Regions from separate parts of the Homo sapiens genome. Here region 2 is linked to region 1. The links are chromatin loops, found by intact Hi-C in ENCODE. Cell type or tissue: psoas muscle. All regions are shown on one strand. Each heading gives the region's core, and the rest is flanking DNA. Links, peaks and the distances in the headings are about the cores only. Region 1 has its middle 33 kb from the start of LINC01252. Region 2 overlaps ETV6 (ETS variant transcription factor 6).

Evidence for each region. Peaks named below come from ENCODE experiments on the same cell type or tissue, not always from the same donor. Only the 100,000 strongest peaks of a DNase experiment are listed, where the experiment ranks them.
Region 2: it touches region 1 in a loop (4-fold over the local background); 31 of 110 quality-filtered maps call a loop at or near these places.

The regions. Positions count from the first base shown.
Region 1 is chr12:11,577,044-11,585,380 of GRCh38, forward strand. No RefSeq gene overlaps it. Among named protein-coding and RNA genes, the nearest start is that of LINC01252, 33 kb to the left of the region's middle. RefSeq lists an enhancer at 1,826-2,025. In psoas muscle, for the core only: a CTCF peak has its summit at 4,301 (motif pointing right); no DNase peak of the experiment used is centred there.
Region 2 is chr12:11,887,133-11,895,469 of GRCh38, forward strand. It overlaps ETV6 (ETS variant transcription factor 6), which reads left to right. Exons shown (of 8, transcript NM_001987.5): 8 at 3,809-8,245. The coding sequence ends at 3,914. Among named protein-coding and RNA genes, the nearest start is that of BCL2L14, 180 kb to the right of the region's middle. In psoas muscle, for the core only: a CTCF peak has its summit at 5,036; no DNase peak of the experiment used is centred there.

The sequences.
Region 1 (8,337 bases), core at 310-8,309:
TGCCTACTAAACTCCAAATCCTACCTTTCTTTCACAGTGAAATTTACTTTTCTTTGTCATAGACTACATTTCCATTTCACAGTGCACATCATCTCACCATCTTTCTTGCTTTCTCTCTCCCTCAGTCTCCTCTACTCATTAACCTCCATCCTCCTTTGCCGGACAGATTCCTCCCTTTGTCTTTGGTGCAGTTGTTTGCAGACCAAATTTGTTGTAACACGCCCCTAGTATTTCAGTTTTTACTTCAAGGTGATTAAAAGATTTTCATCTAGTCAAGTCCCTCCTACCAATGAAATTCTTGTTAATAAAAGTTTCTTTATCACCTCACATAATTCATTGTTCAATGAATATTTTTGTTCCTATAGTGGGTTAATATTTTGATATTCAACTATGTGATTTTTCTTAATTCCTCTTACTTATCTTTTCTTTCCCCACCATTCAAGGAGTGTTAGGGTTTTAGAAATACAGATACAAAGATGATACAGAGAGAACAATTAAATCTTTAACCTGAAGCTCTTGAGAATAATTCTGTAAAGTCCATAGCAGAGAAAAAGGTCTTAAAAGTCATTGCTTTCCATTATTAGAGCCAGAGACTTAGAGAAACATGTTATTTAAATCCCCAAAGTCAGACTTTAAATATCCAAAGCCAGTCCCCCAGAGGGCCAAGTACATAATATTTATACTAAAACCACGGAAAGAAATATGTGATGTCCTAAGAACCATGTCCTGCTCAGAAGAAGATCAAAGCTTGACCAGCAGGCAGGAAGGTGGGGATTAATGAAGGATGTGCTAAGGGTTCCACCGCTAGTGGGACCCAGTGTTATCACTTCCTCCCCCAAGGGCAACCCTTTGCAGAGAGGCATAATAAGCTCAGATGCATGCATGTGTGGCATTCCGTAGCAAAAAGAACTATTACCTGCCTTTCCAGACAACCCAAGCAACTGTAACCCTCACAGAGGACCCCTGAATCCACCTGGGCAGTAGAACAGTGATGATGAGGGCTGGGACTGTTAACATCAGTTCTTTGGTATGTGGTATTGGAAGGAGGTGGAGCAATGAGTAATTTTTTGTTTGTATGCTCCAAGACTGTTTGGCTTGAAAAAAAGGGTATGATCTAGTCATGCAATATTTTTTAAACAATAAAATAAAAATGTGAAAAGAAAAAAAAAGTGGATGTGAGAAGGGAAAAAAAATCTCGTAAGCTTAGCAGTAAGTTTCAAAAGAAACTCTCTAAAATTTTTATTTAAAAATTAATATTGGTTAGATGCAGTGGCTCACACCTGTAATTCCAACACTTTGGGAGGCTGAGGTAAGAGGATTGCTTGAGACCAGGAGTTTGGGACCAGCCTGGGCAACATAGCAAGACCCTTGTCACTACAAAAAATTAAAAATTAGATAAGCATGGGAGTGCACATCTGTAGTCCCAGCTACTCAGGAGGCTGACTAGGATGACTTGAGCCCAGGAGGTTGAGGTTGCAGTGAGCCATGATTGAACCACTGCACTCCAGACTGGGTGACAGAGCGAGAACCTGTCTCTAAAAAATAAATAAAAATGAATCTCATTTTGAATAATCAGACTTTCACTTCTCTCTTTTCATCTCTTAACTCTGCACCTCTGATTAAAGTGATGAAATTGAGTAAAATGAGAAGAAAAAGGGAGCTTCTTAAAATAAGCCACATTGTGGAATAAACTCAAGAATTAAGATCTGATCTTGCTAGGTTTTGAGTCTTAATTTTCAAGGACCACTTTCAGTTGTGGTTGTGGGAGTTGATCCCCTTTTCTCAACTAATGCCCGTTAACCTGGAAATTTCTCTATTCCTTCATTCTCTTCTGTCCCCACCCCGAAACCACACCCCACATCTCTTTCTATTCCCCATACCATGCACATTCACATGCCCAGAACTTCTTATCTTCTTGTCTTTACCCTAATTTCTTTTTCTTTCTTTCTTTTTTTTTCGAGAAAGAGTCTCACTCTGTAGCCCAGGCTGGAGTATGCAGTGGCTGATCTCAGCTCACTGCAACCTCCACCTCCTAGGTTCAAGCGATTCTCCCACCTCAGCCTCCAGAGTAGCTGGGACTACAGGCGTGTGCTACCACGCCCGGCTACTTTTTGTATTTTTAGTAGAAACTGAGTTTCACCATGTTGGCCAAGCTGGTCTCAAACTCCTGACCTCAAGTGATCTGCTCACCTCGGGCTCCAAAAGTGCTGGCATTACAGGTATGAGCCACCGCGCCCAGCCTTTCCCCTAATTTCTTATTATCCCCTACCTCTAGGCTTCCCCATTCCCCTTTCTCAAGATCTTCTTTTATCCTCAAGACCACATGAGACATCATAACTTCATTGTGAGAGGCATTAATCTACTGGATGGAGCACATGTGGGGAGTATCTGGGGTCTATACCAATTTCCATAGTAACCTTTTTCAGGGAAATCACTTCATCCTTAAAAAATGGGATAAAGGAAAGAAATAAGGCTAACCACCCTGGGCTACATCCAAGAACAGTGCAGAGATATGGAGGGTTCCAGGCTGTGTGAAAGACGGTTCATAACTGCTACTAATTGTAGCTAGGAAAGAGAGGAAAGGAGAACACGAATTAGAGCCTGAGAATGGAGAGAGAGCTGAAGGAGTTGATGGCATGATTTGTCAAGCTAAAGGAAGAAAGAAAATGAGTCAAGAAACAGAAGGTCACAGAAGAAATTCAGCAATTAATTTGTTTAATACTGTGCCATTCCACCCTTCTTCTCCCAGTTCAGTGCACAATCCCTGAGCTCAGGATATGCCCTTGAAGTTTCAAAGTCAGGAAGGATAAGCTGGGGTTTCTGAAGAGGAGAGTTTTGGGGGCGGGGGCCTACTAGATATAAAGAAATATGTGTGCCTACTTTAGTACATTTTCCATTACATGATTTGAGTGAGGGTAAAAAGCATAAAATTAAGCATTTCATTTTTAAAATGTGTATTCAATATTCCAAGAGTTATTCTTATCAACTTAAATCCAGAATAATTTTTCATGTGATGACAAGCAATGGGACATGGTGATGTCTATGATTTTGTGTCCGAGCAAGTATTGTACACTTGATTAATCTTTTCTGGATAAAACATTAGCAATTCTTGGGAAACCAAAGCTTGAAGCAGAGCAGAATGAGGCGTGACACTGAGTAAGTGGTGAACTTGGTGTCATTGAGCTCCTTTTTAGGGATTAAACCATCTCAGAATGCATTTGACTCACTTCAGGAAGTAATGCTGCAAAGCAAATGACCTACTTCATACTTAATCCCCAATGCTGCAACTTTGTGCAGCATTTTGAAGAAGCCCAGAGGACCTGATCCTAGACCACCCATGAGGAAGTAGTAAACCCCCAACACCCACAACACTGCCCCCACATGCAGAAGTGAGAACAGATTCAAAATTGTGTGGAAGTGCTTGCTGCGAGGGCTTTTGGCCTCTGCCTGCCCATGTTAAGCAACTTGGGCACACACCTCCAGTGTCTTGGCAAGAATCTCCAACTCCCACAAGAATGGGAAGAAAGCCAAAGAAGGCCAAAGAAGGCCAAAACTTTCTCCAAACAAGCTCAGTAGCAAAACTCTGTGGGAGAGAGAGAAGTAAGGCAATTGCCCTAGGCATATTGGGCAGATGAGTCAGCACCCAGCAAGAGAGGAGCCTGTAATTCTGGAGAAGTTAGGGCTGGTACCACCATGGAATTAGGTGGAGAGGAAGAGAGAATGTGTACTCATCAAGAAAAATGGATAGTCCAGCATGCAGACATGGAAATGCCCTCTTCACCGTCCTTCCTTTCCTAAGAAATTCTGGGTTCTAGGCCAGGTGCAGTGGCTCACACCTGCAATCTCAGCACTCTGAGGCCAAGGCATGTGGGACACTTGAGGTCAGGAGTTCAAGACCAGGCTGGGCAACATGGCAAGACCCCATCTCTACAAAAAAATTAAAAAATTAGCCAGGCGAGGTAGTGCACACCTGTAGTCCCAGCTGCTAGGAAGACTGAGGTGGGAAGATGACTTGAGCCCAGGAGTTTGAGGCTGCAGTGAGCTATGATCGTGCTATTGCACTCCAGCCTGGGCAGCAGAGTGATACCGTCTCTAAAATAAAATAAAATAAAATAAAATAAAATAAAATAAAATAAATTCTGGGTTCTCTGTCCACACCTGTAGTTAAACTCACTGAGAAGGAAAATACCAAGCATTGCACCAAAGTCTAAGAAATCACCACTAAAGAACTTACCCCTGTAATCAAAAACCATATAGACCCCTAAAAACTATGGATATAAAATTTTATAAAAGAAAAGAAAAAGAAAATGCCCAGCAGGTGGCAGCACTAGACAACTGAAGTAAAACAAGGCTGCAAGGCAACACGAAAGTTCATCTTGGAGACTTTGCGCTGTAACTTTCCTTGGTGGGATTTTATTTAGCTATCAGTGAATATCTCATAAGAAGGAATTTGTATCCCAGCACCTACCACAGTGCCTGACACATGCTGGGTATATGTGTTGACTGAATGCAGGCAGGCTGGCAGGCAGGAAGGAAGGAAGGAAGGAATTTTGACAACTCACCTAAACTAGAAAAATGTCATCATTTGAAATGGCCATATTCTCTTCTTATCCCATCATTACTATTGTCATTTTAATTAGTTTTAGTAATATTAATAAAGCATCCTACTAGATTAATTTTCTCTACTCACCCTTTTGACAACCTACATCCTTATTCTCTACTGAATTAAATTTTTCTCATCGCTTTTGGAGACTTTTATTAAATCTCAGGGTTAAAAAAAAAAAACTCAAGATTAGAAACACCACAGCTAGAATTCCAGTTTTAAAAGAAATTATTTGTCTTTGAATGTTGGTGTTTATAAGGAAGGCATTTATGAGTAGACTATCGTTCTTTGATTAGTTGTATTTTTTTTAACCAATGACTTGTTTGCAGACTGTGCTTAAGTTTTATTATTATTTAAAAAAAATTTGTTTTCTTTTATTGACCATCTCTGAAATATGCTATTGTGCAGTGGCTTGCGCTTTTTTAGAATCCTACTTAATAATAATTTAAGGTAATAAAAGTTAGAAGAAAGACTAAATAAACTAATAGATGATAAGAAATCACTCTGCCCATGCACTGTGCTATATTGGGTCAGAGTGATGACTTTCTATCACTTTCGAGATAGAGGAAGAAAATCCTCACCCTTTGCTTCACCAGATACAGAAAATGGCTACATTGGACACCCGAATAAGAGCTTCCAAATCTACCTATTAGAACGAAGGGTAGCCAAACTTTCCCTGAAAGCTAATGTTAGCTGAGCACGATGGCTCATGCCTGCAATCCCAGCACTTTGGGAGGTCGAGGCAGGAGAATAGCTGGAGGCCAGGATTCATGACCAGCCTGGGCAACACAGCAAAACCCCCTCTCTAAAAGAAAATGTTTAAAATTAGCCAGGCATGGTGATGAGCGCCTGTAGTCTTAGCTAGCTACTCGGGAGGCTGCAGTGAGAGGCTCACGTGAGCATAGGAGTTCAAGGTTGTGGTGAGCTATGATTCCATCACTGCACTCCAGCCTGGGCAGCAGCCAGATCCTGTCTCAAAAAAAAAAAAAATGCTAATGGTAAAATTTTTGCTAGTAAGAATAATGGCAGTTGATGACACTCAGTTGGAGCATGTAGTTGAGTTTTTTGAGGGCGGGTATGTTGTTTTATGTACTTTCATATATCCCTAGCATCTCACCTTGTGTCTGGTATATTTTAAAACCTCAATCAATATTTACTGAATGTGTGGAGACTATCAAGACATATGTCACTGAACAGTGGTACTTGAATCAGAGCCACGTTCTCAGCAGAAGAAAAGAATAGAATGGCAGATCATGGGAGTCACAATTCAGCAGACTTATAAGAATGGGCCCAGAGCCAAAATAATTAGCATCATCTGGAATTGGTGACACCCTAGATTATCTCTTTCATCTTAGGAACTCCTATCCTCACCCTGTTCAGCTTTGTTACACATAGCCATCTTGCTGCTGCTTTTACACCTTTATTGTGTATTAAATGCAACTTTCCTGAACTTGAAGAGCCTCTGAGTTCTTCTTATCAATAAGGGGAATGTTCTGAGTTATCATGTGTCTCCCTAATTCTGGAGGAATAGTGTATCTAAAAACAAGCATCTTACATGTTGATGTTCCCTGCATCAAGCTTAATTCCTATTCTATTTTCATTCTGCATGCTCTCCCCAGGCAAGTGCATCCCCACCCATAATTTCTAAACCAGGAACTGCAGATCTTTACTTGTGATTGCCATTGTTTCTTGAATTTCAAATCCATACATATAGCTAATTTCCCATAAGAAAACTCTACCTGGGCATACCATATATTAATAGCTACCTTAAATATATCATATCAAAGATCAAATCCACAGGCTCTGATTTAAGATGGCAGATTAAGCACATTTGTTTATCTTTTTCCCAAAAACCATATTGAAATCATAGTAAAAGAATAAAAAGCATGTCAGGCACAGTGGCGTGCACCTGTAGTCCTAGCTACTCAGAAGGCCAAGGCAGGAGGATTGCCTGAGCCCAGGAGTTCAAGTTCAGCCTGAGCAACATAGACCTCACAAAAAAAAAAAAAAAAAAAAGGAAAGGTAAAGAAAGGAAAAGGTATGAACACTCCCCCCACCCAACCCAACCAAACAAAGAGAATGGAAGGGAAGCTAATGGAGGAATAGAGGTTACAGCAAAGTTCTAGAAGTCAGGAGATGGATGAAGAGGGATGACTGATGATGATCAGAGCTGATGAGGAAGCTGCAGCCTAGTACCCCTGAGGGATGAGACTACAGCCAAAAAGGGAGCCGATCTGTCTAGAATTAACTCAGAAATTTGTCTCAACTTGGAGACTACAGTTCTACAGAAGGCAAGAGTAAGAAACAGACAACCAGCAAAAGCACATTAGCATCTTCAGAGAAATTAAGAATGACATTGCATCCATAAAACAAGAGCAAGATAAAAGACATGAATGCCAAACGTCATGCTTCTCCACAACCTGTGTCTGTTCCTGCGCCTCCTGTCTCAGTGAATGAATGCTTCCATCATGCACCCAGTTTCCCAAGCCAGAGAGTTGAAAGTGATCCCTTTATTCTTCCCTTCTCTTTATGCCTCATTCAATAAACTAAGGGTTGATTCTACCTCCTAAATATCCTTTGTATTTTCCCCTCACCTCTCTTCCCCACAGCCACTGCGTTTAATAGACCTTTCTTACGTCTTTCCTAAATTCTAGCAATAACATTTATCCCTGCTCTATCTCTAGTTTGAAGCCTTCCCAAACCTTTCTCCAGGATCATAATCCCCAGTTTCAGTCAACCCAGCATCTGGCATACTGCCCTTCAACCAGTGAGTGTCTAATTGTCATTTGGATTGAGTAATACCTGACCATCTGTCCAGCCTGCAATTTTTACTGCTCCATACTTTCTTCTTTAAATCCCAGAAATATGGACTTACTTTTAGTTCTTTCTCAAAACATGTCTCCTTTTTAAAACATGTGCTGTTCTCCCAGCCCGAAACCCGCATTCTCGTTGTTGGCATAGAAACTCCTTCAAGGCTCAGCTGAAATGTTACTTCCCCTGAGGAAGTTCCCTAATTTCCCCTGGACTGACATGGGTATTCATACTTTATATGCCCTGGGAATATCTCATGTGCCTTCTCTACAGCACTTTTGTGTTGAATTGTAAGTTCCTGTTTCCCCAGACCCGACTGTAGCCTCTTTGAGGGCAGGAACCAATCCTCTGAGCTTGGTATCCCTTGCACATATGCGGCATAAAGGAGTGGTTATAATCACAGAATTCTATTTTTTAAGATAGAAGGAAGCTCAAGAAATTATCTGTATAGTTCCTATCCTTGAGCCAATGAAATATTATCATTCTTATTTATTAATTGAGGCAACTGAAACATGCAGATGAAGCAATTTATTTAAGGTTGCAAAGTGAAGTGCACAGGCTTACGTGGGCAATGGGGACAGAGGCAGGGAGGGGAGAGAGGGTGATCAGAACTAACATCCCAATTTCCTTCTTACACAGTGCTCCTTCCACCTCGTGAACACACCTCTTACCAATCAATTGCCATTTACTGAAGAAATCCACCTTGAAAAAAGAAAAGGAAAGATAAGCAACAAAAATATATACATTGCCCAAACTGACAAGGAAATTACTTTCTTTAAAATAATGACAGGCCAGATGCCGTGGCTCACGCCTGTAATCCTAGCACTTTGGGAGGCCGAGGTAGGCAGATCAGTTGAGGTCAGTAGTCTGAGACCAGCCTGACCAACATGGTGAAACCTCGTCTCTACCAAAAAATACAAAAA
Region 2 (8,337 bases), core at 267-8,266, 310 kb after region 1:
AACAGAATAGAAGGAATAAAAAAAGAACCCTCCATTCTCTGGCTCTACCGTATGGCTTTTCTTCATCCTTCAACCTAAACGCAGTCCTTGGCTCCCTTTCTTCCCACTCTATACCTTTTTCGTGGATGAACTGATCCCGACACACAACTTCATTTATCACCTCAGTGGTTAGGCTCTTAAATCTCTATATCCAGCTCTAAAATCTCCCTGAAATTCCAAATTTGAATGTCCAAGAGTTTCCTGTAGGCTGTGTCCCCTTAAATATCACATTTAAGTATTTCAGACATGACATCTTCAAAACAGACACTTGTCTCGGATTAGAAATTCCACCCAGAGGCCGGGCATGATGGCTCACACCTGTAATCCCAGCACTTTGGGAGGCTGAGGTGGGCAGATCACGAGGTCAAGAGATCGAGACCATCCTGGCCAACATGGTGAAACCCCATCTCTACTAAAAGTACAAAAATTAGCTGAGCGTAGTGGCATGCACCTGTAGTCCCAGCTACTCGGGAGGCTGAGGCAGGAGAATCACTTGAACCCGGGAGGCAGAGGTTGCAGTGAGCTGAGATCGCGCCACTGCACTCCAGCCTGGTGACAGAGCGAGACTCCATCTCAAGAAAAAAAAAAAAAAAAGAAAAGAAATTCCACCCAGAATTATTGAATTCTTTACTCATCAGGGGCATCACTGCTGTTTGAAGCAGCCAACTTTGAAACTACAGTTCCCTTTGACTCCTCCTGTATCCCAGTCATTGTGCTAGATGGACCATTGGCTCTTCAGCACCATTCCCACTCTATTCTGTGTTGCAGGGGCTAGAAGCCTGGGAACTACATTTCCCAGAAGGGACTGTTGCCAGAAGTTCCCAGGTTGGAGTCTTTCAGTGACAAGCAGTTTCATGAGATCTGGGAGACTAGAAAAAAGTAAAGGCTTCCCTGGCAGTGGAAGCTGATGTCTGGACTTCATGATTCACATCGGGATTCACTCAACAACGTCTTTCTGTCTCTAGTCCACTCTGCTGCCTCCTGAAACCATAATACAAACTGCCAGCTGCCCTACAACACTAATACAGTTCCCTATGCCAGAAATGTATATGACTAACTTTTGCCTTTTTAATACCTACACCCTCAAGGCTCAACCTCAAGTCTGTTGCCCTGAATGAGGCCTTCTTCAGCTGCTCCAACACACATAGCTGTCGTCTTCCATCATCACCTGGGTTTCCTGGAGCCCTTAACTACACTACAATTTGCTTTTTCTTTTCTTTTCTTTTCTTTTTTTTTTTTTTTTAGACAGAGCCTTGTTCTGTCACCCAGGCTACAGTGCAGTGGCACAATCTCGACTCACTGGAACCTCCACCTCCTGAATTTAAGCAATTCTCATAATTATCATGCCGTAGCTAATAGTAGCTGGAATTACAGGTGCCTGCCACCACACCTGACTAATTTTTGTATTTTTAGTGGAGACAGGGTTTCGCCATGTTGGCCACTCTTGTCTCAAACTCCTGGCTTCAAGTGATCTGCCCACCTTGGCCTCCCAAAGTGCTTGAATTACAGATGTGAGCCACTGTGCCTGGCCAACTTGTTTGTTTTTCTAGAGACAGGGTCTCACTCTGTTGCCCAGGCTAGAGTGCAGTGGTGTGGTCATAGCTCACTGAAGCCTCAAACTCTGGGCTCAAGCCATCCTCCTGCCTCAGCCTCCGGAGTAGCTAGAGCGACTACAGGATTTATATTTTGAATACAGGTTGAGTATCCCTCATCTGGAATGCTTGGGACCAGAAGTGTTTCCAGTGTTTGGATTAGGGATGCTCAGCCTGTAGTTTTATGTGTCAAGTCCTTCTCCCCGACAACTAGATTATAAGCTCCTAGAAGGTAGAGGATTCTATTTTTTATCATTCTATATTAAACCTTTCAGTTAATGCTTATTGACAGCCTGGTGTGGAATATCAGAAGCTTAATATGGGAAAGTCGTCAAAAGAAGAAAGGGGTGGTTTGGGGGGCCAAGCATAGGACATCTGTGGAGTTGGCTTAGAGGGGCTCTTTATTGACTTCGGATGTGGAGGGAGAAATTTTAGTTAGGGGATAAAAGAGGAGAAAAACTGCAGATGCTACAGATCATACTGCTGGAGAAGTTTGCCAGTAATGAGCAGGAAAAGCAGTAGTAGCCAGAAGATTGATAGGCTTCCAATAAAAGATTTTCAGTAAGAGAAAGGAATAGTGCTATTAGTGAGGGAGAGATTAGTCCATTTTGAGGAAATGAATGTTAGAAGCCAGACTTGCCACAAAATGAAGGTTTCTTGGTATAAGACCTAGTATGTAATCAAGTGAGGTGTTGAATTGTAGATACTCTTTACAAGATGTTTGAGTGTTGAAGAAGATGGAGGTTTAAGTGTTGAAATCATGGACTAGTGCCATTAAGCAGCTCTTTGATGAGGAGACAGAACACAAAGAATGAGTAGGACTCAACTCGTGAGAAGAGTCAGGAGGGCTCCAGATAAGGGAAAAGCTAAAGATACATGGGAGAGCATGCGCCATGATTTATACAAGAGCCAAGACCGCTAGACTGCATTGGGTTCATACTGATGAACAGTGGAAAATAAGAGCTTCCTAGGTAAAGATGGCAGAAAGACCCGATGAGCAGAGCAAAGGATGCACCTTTGACTTGATGAGTGGTCATTTTAGGCTTTTGCATGTGGAGGAATGAGAGAAAATGTAAGCTCTAAGATAGTGGCGCAGGGCAGAGTATATGGGGAGAGAAAGGTGTGCAGGCACAGAAGGGGACTGGAACGGGTGCTCCTACAGTGTAGGTGGAACATCTGCAACCAGGCTGCCTTCCTGAGCCATGTAAATTATGGTCAAAACATGTCACTGATGTCACTTCCAGTTTAACCCATTGAACAGGAAGATGAGGCTTGCTGTACACCCCAGTTGCAAAGGTAGACAGACTAAAGAGGGTTCATTGCTGGCATTTTGGGTGAATCAGTGATAACATTGTAAAAGATTTTTTTTTTTTTTTTTTTGCCCTTCCAATTTTCCAGAAGCTCCACTAAGTTGTCCTATTGTCAGCATTTTTCACTTAACATTTAACTATATCCTTTGAAATTTAAGTAAGTTTTGAATACCATTTCCTGGGCTCACAGTCTGGAATGGAAGTGGATATACAGCTCTCATGAGTCTGTAAAATCTAATTCTGTAAAAGAAAGAACATATATACATGGTCTGGACCAAGGCTTTCTCGTGTGGTCATGCATTAATGCACCACGTGATCCCAAAGGGTGCTCACTACGTCACAGACAGCCTAGACTTTTTTTTTTTTTTCCAATAATTAGGATTTCACTTTGTCACCCAAGTTAGAGTGCAGTAGCATGATCATAGCTGACTGCAGCCTTAACCTCCTGAGCTTAAGGGATTCTCCCACCTCAGCCTCCCAAGTAGCTAGGACTACAGGTGCACACCACCGTACCCAGATTTTTTTTTTTTTGGTAGAGGTGGGGTCTCGCTATGTTGCCCAAGCTGGTCTCAAACTCCTAGGTTCAAGTTATCTTCCCAACTTGGCCTCCCAAAGCACTAGGATTATATGCATGAGCTACCATGCCTGGCCCTAGTCTTTTTAAATAAGCATTTTACCACTTTTTAGACAGTCAGAGAAAGGAGTACCTTTTCCTAATTTGCACTAAGTTAACATTAATCTCGGGGTTCAGTAGCTCTCCAGCTGTATAAGATGATGGAGTCTTTCTTTATATACAGGCTAGAGTTCAGAGTGAAGACAGCTTTAGGAAAATGGAATCTCTTACCTCCTCCACTTCTTCTTCCAAAGGTTTATGAAAACCCCAGATGAAATCATGAGTGGCCGAACAGACCGTCTGGAGCACCTAGAGTCCCAGGAGCTGGATGAACAAATATACCAAGAAGATGAATGCTGAAGGAACCAACAGTCCACCTCAGCGGGCCAGCAGCCCAGGGAACCCCTGCCCACCAGGATTGCTGGAAGTGTGACGGAGCAGGCGGGCTGAGGAGAGTGGAAAAGGAAGCGACCCAGAAATGGCAGGGACACTTCTCTTGCAGACCAAGAGGGACCCTGGAGCACCTTAGACAAACTACCCAGCACAGGCGGGGCTGGAATTCTGGCGGAGGGCATGAGCCTGGGACTCCATGTCACGTTTCCTTCTGATTTGGAATCTCTCCATCTGTAATTCCTCACCCTCACCCTTCCACCGTTGTTAGTATCATGGTGTTTTTGTTTTTGTTTTTGTTTTAAGAACCTGCAGTTTGACTCTTCATCGTTCATCTAGGGGAAGACATCTGATGTTGTTTTCCTATGGAAATATATATCTATTATATATATATTTTTTGCAAATCTCACAAAGTGCGGCAAGCCCAGCTGGTCAGGAAAGAGAATACTTGCAGAGGGGTTCAGGTTCCTCTTTTTCCTGCCACGTGGATCAGGTCTGTTCCTGTTACTGTTGGGTCTTGGCTGAAAAAAAAAAATGCTTTTAAAAAAGATAAAATGAAAAGGAGAGCTCTCTTTTTCTCTCTCTTGCTCTGTTCTTCCCTTGGTCCCCTCTGTCCTCCCGCCCTGCCTGCAGTTGAGATTCAGATGCCTTCTGACAGAGTTCAGCCTCTTGGAGAGTCTTGGGGATTGTTGGCACCTAAACAGAATCAGTGACCCGGGTGCTTTGTGGCCAGCAGCACAGAATCAAACCCGCATCCCAGCATTGGGCCACCCATCTGAGGGAGGCCAAAATCATCACAGATGCTGCTGTGCTGCAGACAGATACATGCTAGTCCAGAGAGCCGCCCCTGAGATGGCTGTGAGAACCATGTGTCTAAGGCGTAAGATAAGGATGGAAGGCTGTCCAAGTTATTTGGAAGGCCTCGGCAGCTTGGGATTAGCTTGGGAGCGCAGCGCTGCAAAGTGGAAAATATGAAAAGACCACACAGGCCCAGCAGTCCAGAAACTGGGCAAAAATATTCTGCAGTGGGGATTTATTTTTCCAAAGCAGGTAACAGAGGCTAGTGAGAAAGAAAAGCTCCTCTCTGCTCCATTCCAAAGGCCATCTTGTGGTCAGTTTCATGCCCTCACCTGATTTTTTTTTTTTTTTTTTTTTTTCAATTCCTAACCTTTTTTAAAGTTTCCTGGTCTCCACTGGACACAGAGCTTTGGAGACGGAGGATCCCAGAGGGCAGTCTCAGTTGCAATCAGTGTGTGCCCAGCCTGGGCAGACAGGAAATTCCTCGGATACATTATTTTTTCTTTCTTTCATAGCTGTGTCTCAGAAAGGACCCATTTGTGGCTCTTTTTCACCTCAAAATAAGATCGATGGTATCTTGTAAAATGAGGGTAGTGCCACTTCTTAGTATTTTTGAAAGCTGTTTTAGATTTTTTTTTTTTTTCCTTTTCTAGCCATCTAAATTGACTCTTCCAATATAGGTCTCAGAAATCCAATATTTGGAGTACAATTTCTTTTAATCCAGATTACACCTGCCTTACAAAGCACCCCCTCCTTGTTCCCCTCTGTTTCCTCTACTCAGTTGGGGGAGAAACTCACAGCTCCTCCGGGATACATATGTGCCCTCAGCAGCAGCTCCCAGGTGAAGTTACCAGACCCCTGGGCTTCTCCCCAGCTTTTTCTGAGTTGAGTCAGACATGTAGAGTTTGGGTCACACAGGCAAGAGGAATTTTCCCTCGGCCTTACTGACAAGGACACCAACCTAGGGTGCAAACAGATGGACTATGGTTCAAGGACACTGGAATTGAGGAGCTGATCAAGGCTCTCTTCAGCCTTGCTCTGTCCCTGCCTCTTATCAGAGCACAGGTAGACACACGGGCATAGCCAGCCCACTCCTACTGTCACAGGCGCCCCACCATTCAACCTTCCGGGAGGTCAGGGACCTTCTATATGAGGCGAGTGGGTCTCAGTCTGCTTGAATGGTGATGAGATTCTGCTGGATCTCAGCACGCTGCAGGTGTCTTTTGAGAGCATTCAGTAGGACATGGTGATCCCTATTTCAGCCTCTAAGATGACTGGTATTCTATCTGAAATGCAGAGATTAAGCCAAATACCTGATGTATTGTGAAAGCCACTGATTTTAAGAATGGAGAGAAAGGGATTTTTTACTGCATCCCTCTGTATGAATATGAAATCAGAGACCAGGGCATGATGTTGCTAGGATTAGAGCCTCTCAGTCTGGCCTCTTCACCCAAGTGCAAGAACTCAGTCTCTTACTGTTCAAAGAATCTTAACAGTTGAATTATGGAGGGAAATTCCCTTTTGCCCCAAGCATTTCTATATTTAAAGCAATATCCCAGGAGAATATGTTAGACTTAGGATGATACCTTCAGCCACTTGAAGAAGAAATAGAAGGCGCTCATTCCAATATAGTCTTTATTTCCCATTCAGATACAGGTTGAGCATCCCTAATCTGAACAGTTAAAACCCCCAAATGCCCCAAAATCCAAACCTTCCTGAACGCTATGACACCATGAGTGGAAAATTCCACACCTAACAAACACATTTGCTTTCTTATGGTTCAATGTACACAAACTGTTTTATATAGAAAATGATTTCAAATATCATAAAATTACCTTCAGGCTATGTGTATAAAGTATATATGAGCCATAAATGAATTTTGTGTTTAGACTTTGTGTCCATCCCCAAGATCTCTCATTTTATATATATATATATATATATATATATATATATATATATATATATATACACACACACACACATACACAAATATTCCAGGATACAAAAAAAAACATTTAAAAATCCGAGACCCAGAACACTTCTGGTCCCAAGCATTTCAGATAAGGGATATCAATCTGTACTACCAATAAGGATTTCGTAATTCCCCTAACTGCAAATGTCCTCTTCATTTGTTCTTTATGAGAAAACCCGGGTAGTGCCAGCACCTGGATACAGTATTTACACCCTGCAGACCCTAAAGATTTCAGATTCAGTTAGCAAACCTTGATGAAGCACCTGCTGGACACTGAGGGACCCAAAGCTCAATCAGCCATAATCCCTGCTTTCAGAGTTTATATTGTACCTGCCTAATCCACCCGGCGTGACTCATTTCAACACTAAGTACTAGGGGTGTTGTCAGGAGACAAATCTGAAGTCAGGAGAGGAAAATGCAAAGGAGCCCTGCCGTGTGATGGATGTGCATTCTCACTTGGGTCTTGAAGTTCTCATTCCTACATCTCAAGCTAGCCAGGCAGTCTCCTCTCTATCAGAAGAAAGCACTGGTAATTGGCTAGACTGGCTATGTTGAAGGTAACATGAACTCTAAGATCTTGACCCAGGGCGACTTGGTTTTGCTTAAGGTGGCATCACCAATGTTCCAAATCCTTTAGGGAGATGAGGGTATCCCCACAGAAAAAGAGGAATAATAGACCAATGGATTTTCTCCTTTCACCAGTATGTTTGGAACCCTCTGATCCAATGTCTTTTGATACTGATCTCTTGTCCAAATGAGAATGTCGCTTTAGCTGAAATTCAAATGGCTGTGACAATTTACCGAAATGATGAAGTAACCACCATTCCCACCTTTCACTGCCTAGGCTCCAAGTCTGAATACATTTTTGAAATAGGAACTCCCTTTTGCAAAAAAGAAACCTGGGTGTCAGGGAGGTGAAGTGACTTGCCCTAGGAGCAGACAGCATGCCAAGAATGGAATTAGGCTCAGGATCCAGCCTGGGCTCACCCTGTGTGGCTCATTCCCACCCAGGAAACTGAAGATAAAAGATTTGGGAAAACACACCAAGAAAAAGGGGCAGTTTTCTTTGCCCAAGCATTTGGTGCTAGTTAGAGGCTGTTCACTCTCTCCTGCTCCTCTTCGGAGTAGAAATAAAGGCTGTGACACAAGGAAGCCAGTGGGGTGGGAGGGAGGCACCATAATCCCTCCCTAAAACCCACAGAAGACTAACCTGATACTCTTTTGACCCAACTGCATCAACACTAAACAGCTGCAGACCCCCTGAATCTTTCACACATGCCAAGTGAACATTCTTGATGATTTCTCTTTGTGACCGCAACCACCTGCAAACCAGAACGACTCTAGAATTTCCTTCCCCGCCCCCCTTTTTGTTTAGTTTCTAATCTCTTGTTTATGAGGTGTGGGGTTTATAAGGGACTGAATCAAATGAATGTAACAAAAAAGAAAAAAAAAACAAAAAAAAATGCCTTTTCTCAGGGCCAGTGAGTTGCAAATAATTTTTAAAGAAAAGCCTATAATTACATCATCTCAATAAATTTTTTATAAAAAAAAAAAAACCATGAAGTCCAGAGTCTCTGTTTTTAATAATATGAAATGGAGTCAGACAAGGTGCTCCGATGAGGT